2 separate regions of the Homo sapiens genome follow, and region 2 is linked to region 1. A link is a loop called in an ENCODE intact Hi-C map of the cell type or tissue named here. Cell type or tissue: A673. All regions are shown on one strand. Each heading gives the region's core, and the rest is flanking DNA. Links, peaks and the distances in the headings are about the cores only. Region 1 has its middle 13 kb from the start of OR1J1. Region 2 overlaps DENND1A (DENN domain containing 1A).

The links. Peaks named below come from ENCODE experiments on the same cell type or tissue, not always from the same donor. Only the 100,000 strongest peaks of a DNase experiment are listed, where the experiment ranks them.
Region 2: a loop joins it to region 1, with 4 times the contacts of the local background. A loop is called at or near these places in 3 of 110 quality-filtered maps.

What each region holds. Positions count from the first base shown.
Region 1 is chr9:122,462,294-122,467,664 of GRCh38, forward strand. It overlaps a transcript of OR1J2 not described here. Among named protein-coding and RNA genes, the nearest start is that of OR1J1, 13 kb to the right of the region's middle. RefSeq lists an enhancer at 1,457-1,958 and a silencer at 2,950-2,999. In A673, for the core only: CTCF peaks have their summits at 1,638 (motif pointing right) and 2,880 (motif pointing right); DNase peaks (open chromatin) are centred at 1,648 and 2,908; H3K4me3 peaks cover 543 bases; H3K27me3 peaks cover 1,733 bases.
Region 2 is chr9:123,383,207-123,388,577 of GRCh38, forward strand. It overlaps DENND1A (DENN domain containing 1A), which reads right to left. Exons shown (of 24, transcript NM_001352964.2): 22 at 4,524-4,652; 23 at 449-707. Among named protein-coding and RNA genes, the nearest start is that of MIR601, 17 kb to the right of the region's middle. RefSeq lists an enhancer at 2,445-2,514 and a silencer at 3,868-4,063. In A673, for the core only: a CTCF peak has its summit at 2,360 (motif pointing left); a DNase peak (open chromatin) is centred at 2,335.

The DNA of each region.
Region 1 (5,371 bases), core at 113-5,112:
AGTGTATGTGAGTCCTTATGTGACGGATGAGTCTCTTGAAGACAGAAGATACTTGGCTGGTGAATTCCTATCCGTTCTGCCATTCTGTATCTTTTAAGTGGAACATTTAGACTATTTACATTCAACATTAGTATTGAGATGTGAGATGCTATTCTATTCATCATTCTATTTGTTGCATGAAATCCTTGTTTTTGTTTTTCATTGTTTTGTTGTTTAATAGGTCCTGTGAGATTTATGCTTTAAGGAGATTCTATTCTGGTGTATTTTTATAATTTGTTTTAAGATTTGAGCTACTTTTAGTAGTTCTTGTAGTGTTGGCTTGGTAGTGGTGAATTCTCTTAGCATTTGTTTGTTTGAAAAAGACTGTATTTTTCCTTCATTTATGAATCTTAGTTTCACTGGATACAAAATTCTTGGCTGATAATTGTTTTGTTTATGGAGGCTAAAAATAGGACCCCAAACTCTTCTAGCTTGTAGGGTTTCTTCTGAGAAATCTGCTCTGTTTGTCTGATAGGTTTTCCTTTATAGATTACATGATGCTTTTGCCTCGCAGCTCTTAAGATTCTTTCCTTCATCTTGACCTTAGATAACTTCATGACTATGTACCAAGGCAATGATCTTTTTGCAATGCATTTCCCAGTGTTCTTTGAGCTTCTTGTATTTAGATGTCTAGATCTCTAGCAAAGCTGGGGAATTTTTCCTCAATTATTCTCTCAAATATATTTTCCAAACTTTTAGATTTCTCTTCTGTCTTGGGAACACCAATTATTCTTAGCTTTGGCTATTTAACATAACCCCAAACTTCTTGGAGGCTTTGTTCATTTTTTAAATTCTTTTTTCTTTGTCTTTGTAGGAGTGGGTTTATTCAAAACCCTTGTCTTTGAGCTCTGATTTTCTTTCTTCTACTTATTTGATTGTATTGCTGAGAATTTCCAGTGCATTTTGCATTTCTCTTAAGTGTGTCCTTCATTTTCAGAAGTTATGATTATTTTTTATTTATGCTATCTATTTCACTAGAGATTTTTCCATTCATATCCTGTATCTTTTTTTGATTTCTTTAAGTTGGACTGCATCTTTCTCTGGTGCCTCCCTGATTGGCTTAATAGCTGATCTTCTGAATTCTTTTTCTGGCACTTCAGAGATTTCACCTTGGTTTGGATCCATTGCTGGTGAGCTAGTGTGATCTTTTGGGGGTGTTAAAGAACCTTGTTTTGTCATATTGCCAGCACTGTTTTTCTGGTTCCTTCTCATTTGGGTAGACTATGTCAGAGGGAAGTTTGGAACTCAAGGGCTGCTGTTCAGATTCCTTTGTCCCACAGGGTTGCTCCCTTGATGTGGTGCTCTCTCCTTTCCCCCTGAGATAGAGCCTCCTGAGAGCCAAACTGCAGTGACTGTTGTTTCTCTTCTCAATCTAGCCACCCAGTGAAGCTACTGGGCTCTGGGCTGGTATAGGGGAGTGTCTGCAGAATCCTGTGATGTGATCCCTCTTCAGGTCTCTCCGCCACAGATAACCAGCACCTGCTCCAATGGAGGTAGCAGGGGAGTGAAGTGGACTCTGTGAGGGTCCTTGGTTGTATTTTTGTTAAGTGTGCTGGTTTTGTGTGGACCTCCAGCCAGGAGGTGGCGCTTTCAAGAGCACATGAGCTACATTAGCACATCAGCACATCAGTATAGGGAAGATTAGGCAGGGGGTGGGGCCATAGGGCTCTCAAGGGATTATGTCCTTTGTCTTTGGCTACCAGGTCAGCTAGAGAAAGACCATCAGGTAGGGGCAGGGTTAGGCATGTCTGAGCTCAGGCTCGCCTTTGGTGAGGCTTGCTGTGGCTGCTGTGGGGGCTGGGAGTGTGGTTCCCAGGCCAATGGAGTTATGTTCCCAGGGGAATTATGGTTGCTTCTGCTGTGTCACACAGGTCACTAGGGAAGTGGGGGAAAGCCGGCAGTCACAGGTCTCACCCAGATCCCATGCAGCCCACAGCCTGAAAGGCTGGTCTCACTCCCAAGGTGCTCCCCCGCCCCCACCGCCCGCCAGCAGCAGCGAGTTTATTTCTAGGTAGCCGGTGAGCAGGGCTGAGAATGTTCTGCAGGCTCCAAGCCTCTCAGCTGAGAAAGCAAGCAAACTCACAGTTCCTCAGTTGTCCCACAGAGCCTGCAGCAGCAATCCACCTCCCTCAAAGGGTCTGTGGATTCTTTCAGCTTTCCTGGTATGTTCTTGTGGCAGTTCTTAGAGCAAAAGTTCATGGTGTGTGTCTACACATGCCACTCTGTCCGACCTAGTGGGGGCTGCAAGTTAGTTTTGCCTCCTATCCGCCATTTTCCCTCTATTGGAAGTACACTTGAAGTGAGAGTACCTTTGGAAAAGATTGGTGACTCTTGGAACTGGGTGAGGAACTGGGTAGGTAACCACAATTGAGCCCTTGGCAATCTAAGCTTCCATGGATCATCTTTCTTCTGCCCAGGTAAATCATCTCTCAGATTGCGTTCCCTCCCTTTGGTAGCAGCTCCCTATTGACTTATTCAGGATCTGATTGGGTTAAGATGCCTTGCATCCTTTTTGGGACTATATAAGACTTTTTGTCTTTTTTGGAAAGTTATTTCTTTTAGAAAGACAGTTTGTCTTTCTGGTCCTGGTAAGTGCACTTTTGGTTTCAGTTTTGTTCTGACTTGTTTGTGTATGCTTATACTTTCATTTGCTGCTTGATTCTTTTCTTCCTCTATTTCTAAACATCTTTTGAAAGAAAAATTTACTTTCTCAAAAGGTAGGCACGAGTTGGCCGTTTAAAAGCCATTAGGGCAATTGCCACCATTCTATGAGGGATGTCAGTATCCGAAGAAAAAAAATCTCTTGTCAGGATAAACTAGTGCACAAACAGCCAAATTACCACTAGGGGGCCTGCCAGTCTCAAGAAAAATTTTGCGCGTCTGGGGAAAACTTGCTCATGGGACAGGCAATGAGAGTGCAGATTGCTTGCCAAGTAAAACAAAAATCCGGTGCCAGGCACACTGTAAAACAAAACACCAGTCCAAACGCCTATCATTCCCTGACAGGGCTCTGCTCTTCGGGCTTTTCTTTTGCTCTCAAGAGATTAATAAGCAGAATGGGATCCCAAAATCCTAAAGCACGTAATTATAATCCTCCTGGGACCCCTGCAGGCTCTATGTTTTAAAAATTATGGTCCTTTGTCTTGTGTACAATTTTAAATCAATAGCTATAGCACACCCAAACTAATTTGGATCCTCAATGGTCATACTGGGGGGCATTTGAGCTCCCCAAACTTGTTTTGTTAGAACAAAATTAGAAGACTGTGGTCCTAATATTAAGCAATCTGAATGGGAAACATACTTTAATTGGTATCTCAAAGCTTCTAAGTACATTCAGGATTCTACAATTGCCTCCTTATGAGATACCATGTCAAAATTAACTGAGACAAACAAATAGTTAAGGAAGGACAAGGCTTGAGGATCCCAGACTTGTTCCTCGTTGGAGGAGACCTCCTCTTCTCTTTCCCCTGTTCCTTCTCTCTATTTCTTCTTTGAGTGAATTACCTTTCCCTCTGGATTCCTCAGCTCCCACTACCCCTGAACCTGGTCCTGTTAAAACCTGTCCCTTGAAAGTTAAATTCACTGATGATTCCTCTAAATCCTAAATTTCTTTTGTTCCTTGGAGCAAGGCTGAACTTTAAGCCATTGCCGCAGAATTCCCAAAGGTCATGGAGACCTTTCAAATTTGCTGATAAAATTAACACAGTATTATAATTTCGACTTATCATCCAGGTTTTTCTTACCTGTGCCAGTTGGTTCATATACTTTTTGTGAAGGCCAGGCCCAATATTGAATGGCCCAGGCTCCTTGATGTGACCCTGAGAGGGCTTTAGGCAAGAATACCCCAAAAGACTATGACAGAGCCTGAAGCACAGTGAGCAAGCAAGCAGACAAACAAACAAAAACAACAAAACTTCATGAGGCTATTCTTGAGGCTTTTCCTGAAACCTGAGATGAATAAAATCCAAGACTGTACCCAAAACCTAATGAACCAGATTACGACTATTACAGTTGGCTCCGGGTTGTATTTGTAGAAAATTCTGGATTACCTATGGATGCCGAATCTACTCAAGTAGGCTGTAATTCTAAGTTTGCAAATGGCCTTTCTCAAGAACTTTCTCAGCTTGTCAAAAGAGTACACATGGAATGGAAAACTATGTCCACTTCTGATTTGGTTAATCTGGCAAATCACCTTGCCTGCACCCCTGAGGACAGTACTAAAAACCACTAACATTCGTAATGTTACAATTACAGCAAACTGAGGCTCCCAGACATAACACTAGGCAGAGACTCCCTGGGCTGTGCCAACGTTCCAGATGGCTGGAAGAGAGATTGCTGCAAGAGAAAGGGGGAATTTCATTCCCAACTCCCCCATCTCTTCTCCCATCTGAGACCACTTTCAGTGAAGGGGCTCCAAGGACTTATGGGGGATTTTCCCACTTCTCCCACTTAATTTTCTGAGTGAAATGATCCTTCAAATTAGGAGTGTTTTTTTTTTGGCGGGGGACAGAGTTTCTCTCTTATCTCCCAGGCTGGAGTGCAGTGGTGCGATCTCGGCACACAGCAACCTCTGCCTCCTGGGTTCAAGCGATTCTCCTGGCTCAGCCTCCTGAGTAGCTGGGATTACAGGTGCCCACGACCATGCCCAGCTAATTTTTTTGTATTTTTAGTAGAGACGGGGTTTCACCTTGTTGGGCTTCAAACAACTGGTCTCGAACTCCAGACCTCATAAGCCACCTGCCTTGGCCTCCCAAAGTGCTGGGATTACAGGCATGAGCCACCACATCCGGCTGGGAGTGTGGTCTTAACTGTGCTCATTGATGCCACAGCAATATTTTTCATCCTTAATCCCCCTAGCCTCAGTCAGCCCCTGCCTCAGAGTAATAAAAAGATTACAAATGGTGAGTTTCCAAAAAGCCACTGACTACTTTTGTTTCACAGCCCATTTCTTTCCATCTTGGTCTTCTCTCCAAGACACCCACACCTTTTGCTTGTTAATTCTGCCCCGCTCCACCACCTTGGATGTGATTTTTTTGAAAAATACCATGCTAAAATTTCTTTTTCCCAAGAGGGGGAAATAATTTTAGAATTTGATAAACTAAACTGTCCTCACTCAACAGACTCCCCCAATTCTGTCATTTGTTATGTCATTCCCTGTTCAGAAAACAAAAATAATGTCACTCATTTAGTGCTGAATCAAATACCTGTCTCTTTAAAGGCAAAATCATTCACTGATATTTTCAAAATTCATAGTGTACCTCTTATTAAAATCCAGATTAACCTATTAAAACCCTTGCTTAATATTAAACAGCCACTAAACCAGATGGCACTG
Region 2 (5,371 bases), core at 309-5,308, 920 kb after region 1:
CACCGAGCGGGGATGTGATGGATTAGACGTCACAGTGGGAATTACACACTGATTTGCATTCATAATGCAGAGCCAAGAACTTGCATCCACAGGCTCTGCCAAGGAGCCCTGGCAGGGATGGACGCAATCCCGGTTCCAGCAGGGGCTGCAGCCCTGCCTGGGGGTGCGAGGAGAGTGGCTGGCAGCACCCGCCCCCCCGTCTGATGCACACACAGAGTGGGGCAAGTTTCCATCGGGCTCTAGCATCTTCTCCTACCGTCACTGTTAGGGTGGTGTGGGCCCCGGCACCCTGGGAGGTGTTTACAGTCACACTGACCCTGAGCATTGGCTGAGGGTCTTGGAAAGTCACTGTTTCTCCCTTAGTCTCTTCCACTGTCACATGGGGATCCCACCTCGTGTGCGGACAGTGCCGGCCCCCGGCCGATACCCTCCCTTGCCCATGCCATACCTGATAGTCAAAGGTCCCTGGCTGCTCCCTCAGGTCTTTGGGGGCACGAAGGTCCTCTAAGCTCTTGGCCTGGCCCAGTGGCTGCAGTGCGGCCTCCATGTCCAGGTTGCTGAAGACGTCTTCCAGAAGGTCGATGCTGGCAGCCCGGTCAGGGGGAGCTGGGACAGGGCCTGTGGACTTCCGCACTTGCTGCTCTGGACTCTCTGCCTCGTCGCCTTCCGCGCTGTCTGACTCCCTGAGTGTCCGATACGGCTGCGGCCTGTCGGGGACAGAGCAGGCTGCACTCTCCCACCCAGGCCTTCAGGGGAGGAGCAAGCGGACTCCAGCCCAAGCACATTGAGGGCTTGAGGGGTGCACGCAGGGGCCTGCGGGACAGGAGAGTGTCCCGGGGTCTCCGTGAGGGCAGGAGTCTGGGAGGCTGCGAGGGTGCAAGCTGGGCATGCCGATGGGCCTGGGGCTGTGAACCAGGGCAACTCGCTTTGGCTCTCACTTGCACTCAGGGGACCCATTTAGTGCCCCCCAAACTACAGGTCCTTTCATAAAACTGGCTACTGGGCTTGTGAGCCATTCAGACAAGGTGTGAGGAACAGACAGGACTGGAAGGGGGCTCACAGGCCAGCAGTCATGCTCCTCTTGCTCCCGCCCTGCTCTGCTGTTTGTTTGGTGGCCTAGGCACAGCCACAGTCAGGTTCTGTGAACAGCCCATGGGGAACTGGGCTGGGGAAGCTCTCCAGGGGAGCTGTCTGGGCCTAAGCTTGCCCTGCTAACCTTGGTTCCACCTCTGGTCATGCTATTTCTTGCTGTGGGACCTTTGGCAGGTCACTTAACTCTCTGAGCCTCAGGTGCTCAGGTGGTGGTGGTGGTTACATGAGCAAATGCGGTGCCCGGCACACAGCAGACACGCACGGGTTGGTTACAGCATCCATCGCCCACCAGTGAGCACGGCTGTCACACAGGCTCTTCTGCTAGCAGCTTTCTGTACTTTTACACATTCAAAACCTTGCAGTCATTGGCTGGGCACGGTGGCTCACGCCTGTAATCCCAGCACTTTGGGAGGCCGAGGCGGGCGGATCACTTGAGTTCAGGAGTTCGAGACCAGCCTGACCAACATGGTGAAACCCTGTCTCTATTAAAAACACAAAAATTTGCGGGGTGTGGTGGTGCGTGCCTGTAGTCTCAGCTACTCGGGTGGCTGAGGCATGGGAATTGCTTGAACCTGGGAGGTGGAGGTTGCAGTGAGCCAAGATCACAACACTGCACTCCAGCCTAGGCGACAGAGCGAGACCCTGTCTCAAAACAAAAAAGCAAAAAACAAAACAAAACAAAAAAACAAACAAAAAACCCCACACCACTACTTTGCAGCTGATCCAAGTATAGTTAACAAAGGGTTCCACTTGCCTTCCCTTCCCATGGACCTGAGTCCCAGGGCACCACTGGGTAGATGGAGAGGCAGCGCCTGGGTCAACCCTTACCTCTAGTGGAGCCCCAGTGGGAAGTGCATCTAGCCTTTTTTATATTTTTATTTTTCAGACGGAGTTTCACTCTTGTCTCCCAGGCTGGAGTGCAATGGCGCAGTCTCGGCTCACTGCAACCTCTGCCTCCCAGGTTCAAGCAATTCTCTTGCCTTAGCCTCCTGAGTAGCTGGAATTACAGGCTCCTGCCTTTTGCCTGGCTAATTTTTTGTATTTTTAGTAGAGACGGGGTTTCACTATGTTGGCCAGGCTGGTCTCGAACTCCTGACCTCGTGATCTGCCCGCCTCAGCCTCCCAAAGTGCTGAGATTACAGGTGTGAGCCATTGCGCCTGGCCACATCTCACCTCTTCTAACCCCAAGTCTGGGGCTGGTGGTGGCCCTACGTCAGGCGGAGATGGTGCCCGTGGCACTGGTAAAGTGGGGGAAGGGCACCACCTGGCGGTCAAGGGTAGGATCACAGTGAAGGCACCAGGGTGGGGGACATGGGAGGGCTCATCAAACAGTCCCAGTGATGGGCAGGGACTCCATCATGTACTCTCTCGCTGAAGCAATGCAAGCAGGCCAGGAAGTCGGACTTACACCCCCACCTTATGGATGAGGAATGAAGCTCAGAGATGTTAAATAACTCACCTATGTCACACAGCACCCGCAAGAGGTGGAAATGGAAGCCAAGCTTGAGAGGCTTCAAACGTCCCTCACTCACCCTGACCAAGGAATTAGAGACCCTTTAATAAAGATGAGCACAATGAAAGGGTTAAAGTCAGTCAGTGTGCTTCTGGAACTTCAGGAAATAGTGTTCTTTTGAGCCCATTTTGAGTTAGGATGGGCTAGTTTCTTTTCAAACACACACACAAAGGCCTGTACTGACTTCTAAGGTCATGGGCTAAGGAAGCGAGCCCTCGCCGTTATTTAAATAATTAAGGCGCCAGTTAGTTCAGAGACGATATGATGGAGCTGGGCCTTGGACATGACCTGGTGGACTCCTGGCTGGGAGCAGGGTGCCTTTTCCCAAAAGGTGTTTTAAATTGACACATAGATGAACATTTCTTATGCTAAAGGTTCTCTTTTTGTTCTAATTAGCAACAGAAATAATAACTAATACATTACGCCTATGACATCATAGATATTATTGCTTAGGAGAAGGCTAATTTTAAAATCTTTTGAAAAAAAATCGAAACAAAGATTTGACATACAGCAAAAGTGACGTGTGATGCTTGGATGACACCAGCTTAGGCCACTACTTTCTTTTCTTTCTTTTTTTTTTTTTTTTTAAAGGCAGAGTCTCGTTCTGTCACCCAGGTTGGAGTACAGCAGTGTGATCTCGGCTCACTGCAACCTCCGCCTCCCGGGTTCAAGTGATTCTCGTGCCTCAGCCTCCTGAGTAGCTGGGATTACAGGTGTGAGCCACCATGCCCAGCTAATTTTTGTAGTTTTTAAGTAATGATGGGGTTTCACCATGTTGGCCAGGCTGGTCTCGAACTCCTGGCTTCAAGTGATCCGCCCGCTTTGGCCTCCCAAAGTGCTGGGATTACAGGTGTGAGCCACTGCGCTTGGCAAGGCCACTACTTTCTAAGTGAGGACACTGGGAGGGGAGTGACTTGTCTGGGTCCCCAGTGACCTGCTGGCAGGAAAGGATCAGGACCCTCTGACCCTGTGGGGTCAATGACAGAGGGCCAAGCAGCCTGGGGTTTATAAGGTCCCCAGAGGAACCCACAGGCCATCCCAGGGGGAGGGACCTGATGCTGGGGTTTGGGAACAGGGAGAGGGTGCAGGGGACATGAGGGAGAGGGAGGGAAAGGCATCTCTCTTCTGTGCAATGACCAAAACGATTAACGTGCCCCCTGGAAGGTTGCTGTGGGCACCACGGGCATCCCGCAAAGGGCAGTTTCCATTCCCTTAAAGGCTCCCATTAAAAACACATAACCGTGTTAACAAGGGCAGACAGACAAAAGCTGTCTCTCTGCTCAATGCCAGCTCTGAAACACTTGTGGGTGGAGGGGCAAGAACGGGTAAAGGAAGGAGGGCGACAGCAGCTTAATCTTAGGGGTGGCTGGATGGTGGGTGAAACTTTTAAAAATCGCTACTTGTAATTGGTATGAGGCTTAGGCTATAAATAATAATGATTAAATTATCTTTAAAAAGTCAGGCAGATCAGAACACTTGGATAGGCTGGCATTTAATATACACATTTCATATGAGGAACGTTTTCTTTTTTAACTTAAACTCTGATTCCCATCTCCATGGCTTTCCAAGATGTGCTGAGATAAAGAAGGACTTGGAGATCAACAACCAGGCTAATTGTAGTCACCAGTTCCACTAGCAATCAAGCACATTTCATCTCTAAGGGGACCAATGCTCGCGTATCACCCTGTCACCTCTCTATTGTCACAGCCTCTGTGGAGCTGGCAAAACGGATGCCCTGAGAGGTGGCACGCAGAGGTGGTGTCCACCCTGCATGTTGGCACTGGGGCACCGGCAGGCAGCAGCTCCAGACACCCTCCCCCCGACACAAAGGCAAGCAGCACCAGCCCCCCGCTTTCGCCATGCAGCCCCGCAGAGTCACCAAGCCGAGCTCAGGGAAATGGAAGAAGGAAGGAGAGACCATTCAAAGGGAGCGGAGAAGAAAAAGCTCTCGGTGAAGCCAGAGCTCGGGCCCTCTTCCCGCTGGCATTCATCATCAGAGGAGTCTTCGGAGAGGAAGACCGCATAGTGTCGCAAGGGCTTTACCAGGCTGGGGCAGAGGAAGACAAAAGAGAAGAGAACAGGCAGTTAGGGGCGCCCTCAGAACTTCACGTGCAGGCGGGAAGCAGGCCTCTGGGCTCCACGCCTGGCCCTGCCTCTGTGTGCCAGCCTGGGGTGGGGGCTCTCAGGAGAGGAAGCTCGTTCCAGATAGAAAAGAAACTAAATTTGCCACGTGTCCAGAGCCTTAAACTCATGATCCATCACATAGGACCTAGTAATTCCACTTCCATTTGGTTAACCCTCAAAGTTGGCAAAGAATCACACTGGAAGATTGTCATCACTGCTGTTTATAATATTAAAACATGGAACAACCTACACTGTCAGCAACAACTAGCTGGTGCAGTGGCTGAATCTTGTCCTCCCATGAAACGTAATGTTTATGAAGACAAATTTAAAGATCAGGATGCAGAACTGCAATCACACCACATTCGCTGTCATCTGCTTATGGAAAAATTCATAGAAAAAAGACTGGAAAGGTTCATGGCTAAACGTCAATAACAGCCAGTGGAATCATGGGTGATTTCTTTCCCCTCTGCTGCTTTTTATTTTTCTGTGTCTTATACATTTTCTACAATGAGCATATCTATTCCAATAAGCAGGAAGAAATAAAAAATAAAAAAGTTCAAGAAAAAAGTGAGCCGTGCGGAAGAGCTCTCGCGAGAAGGCCCTTTTCTGATTAGCGGCTGCTCTCTGGAGCTTCCCTCAGAT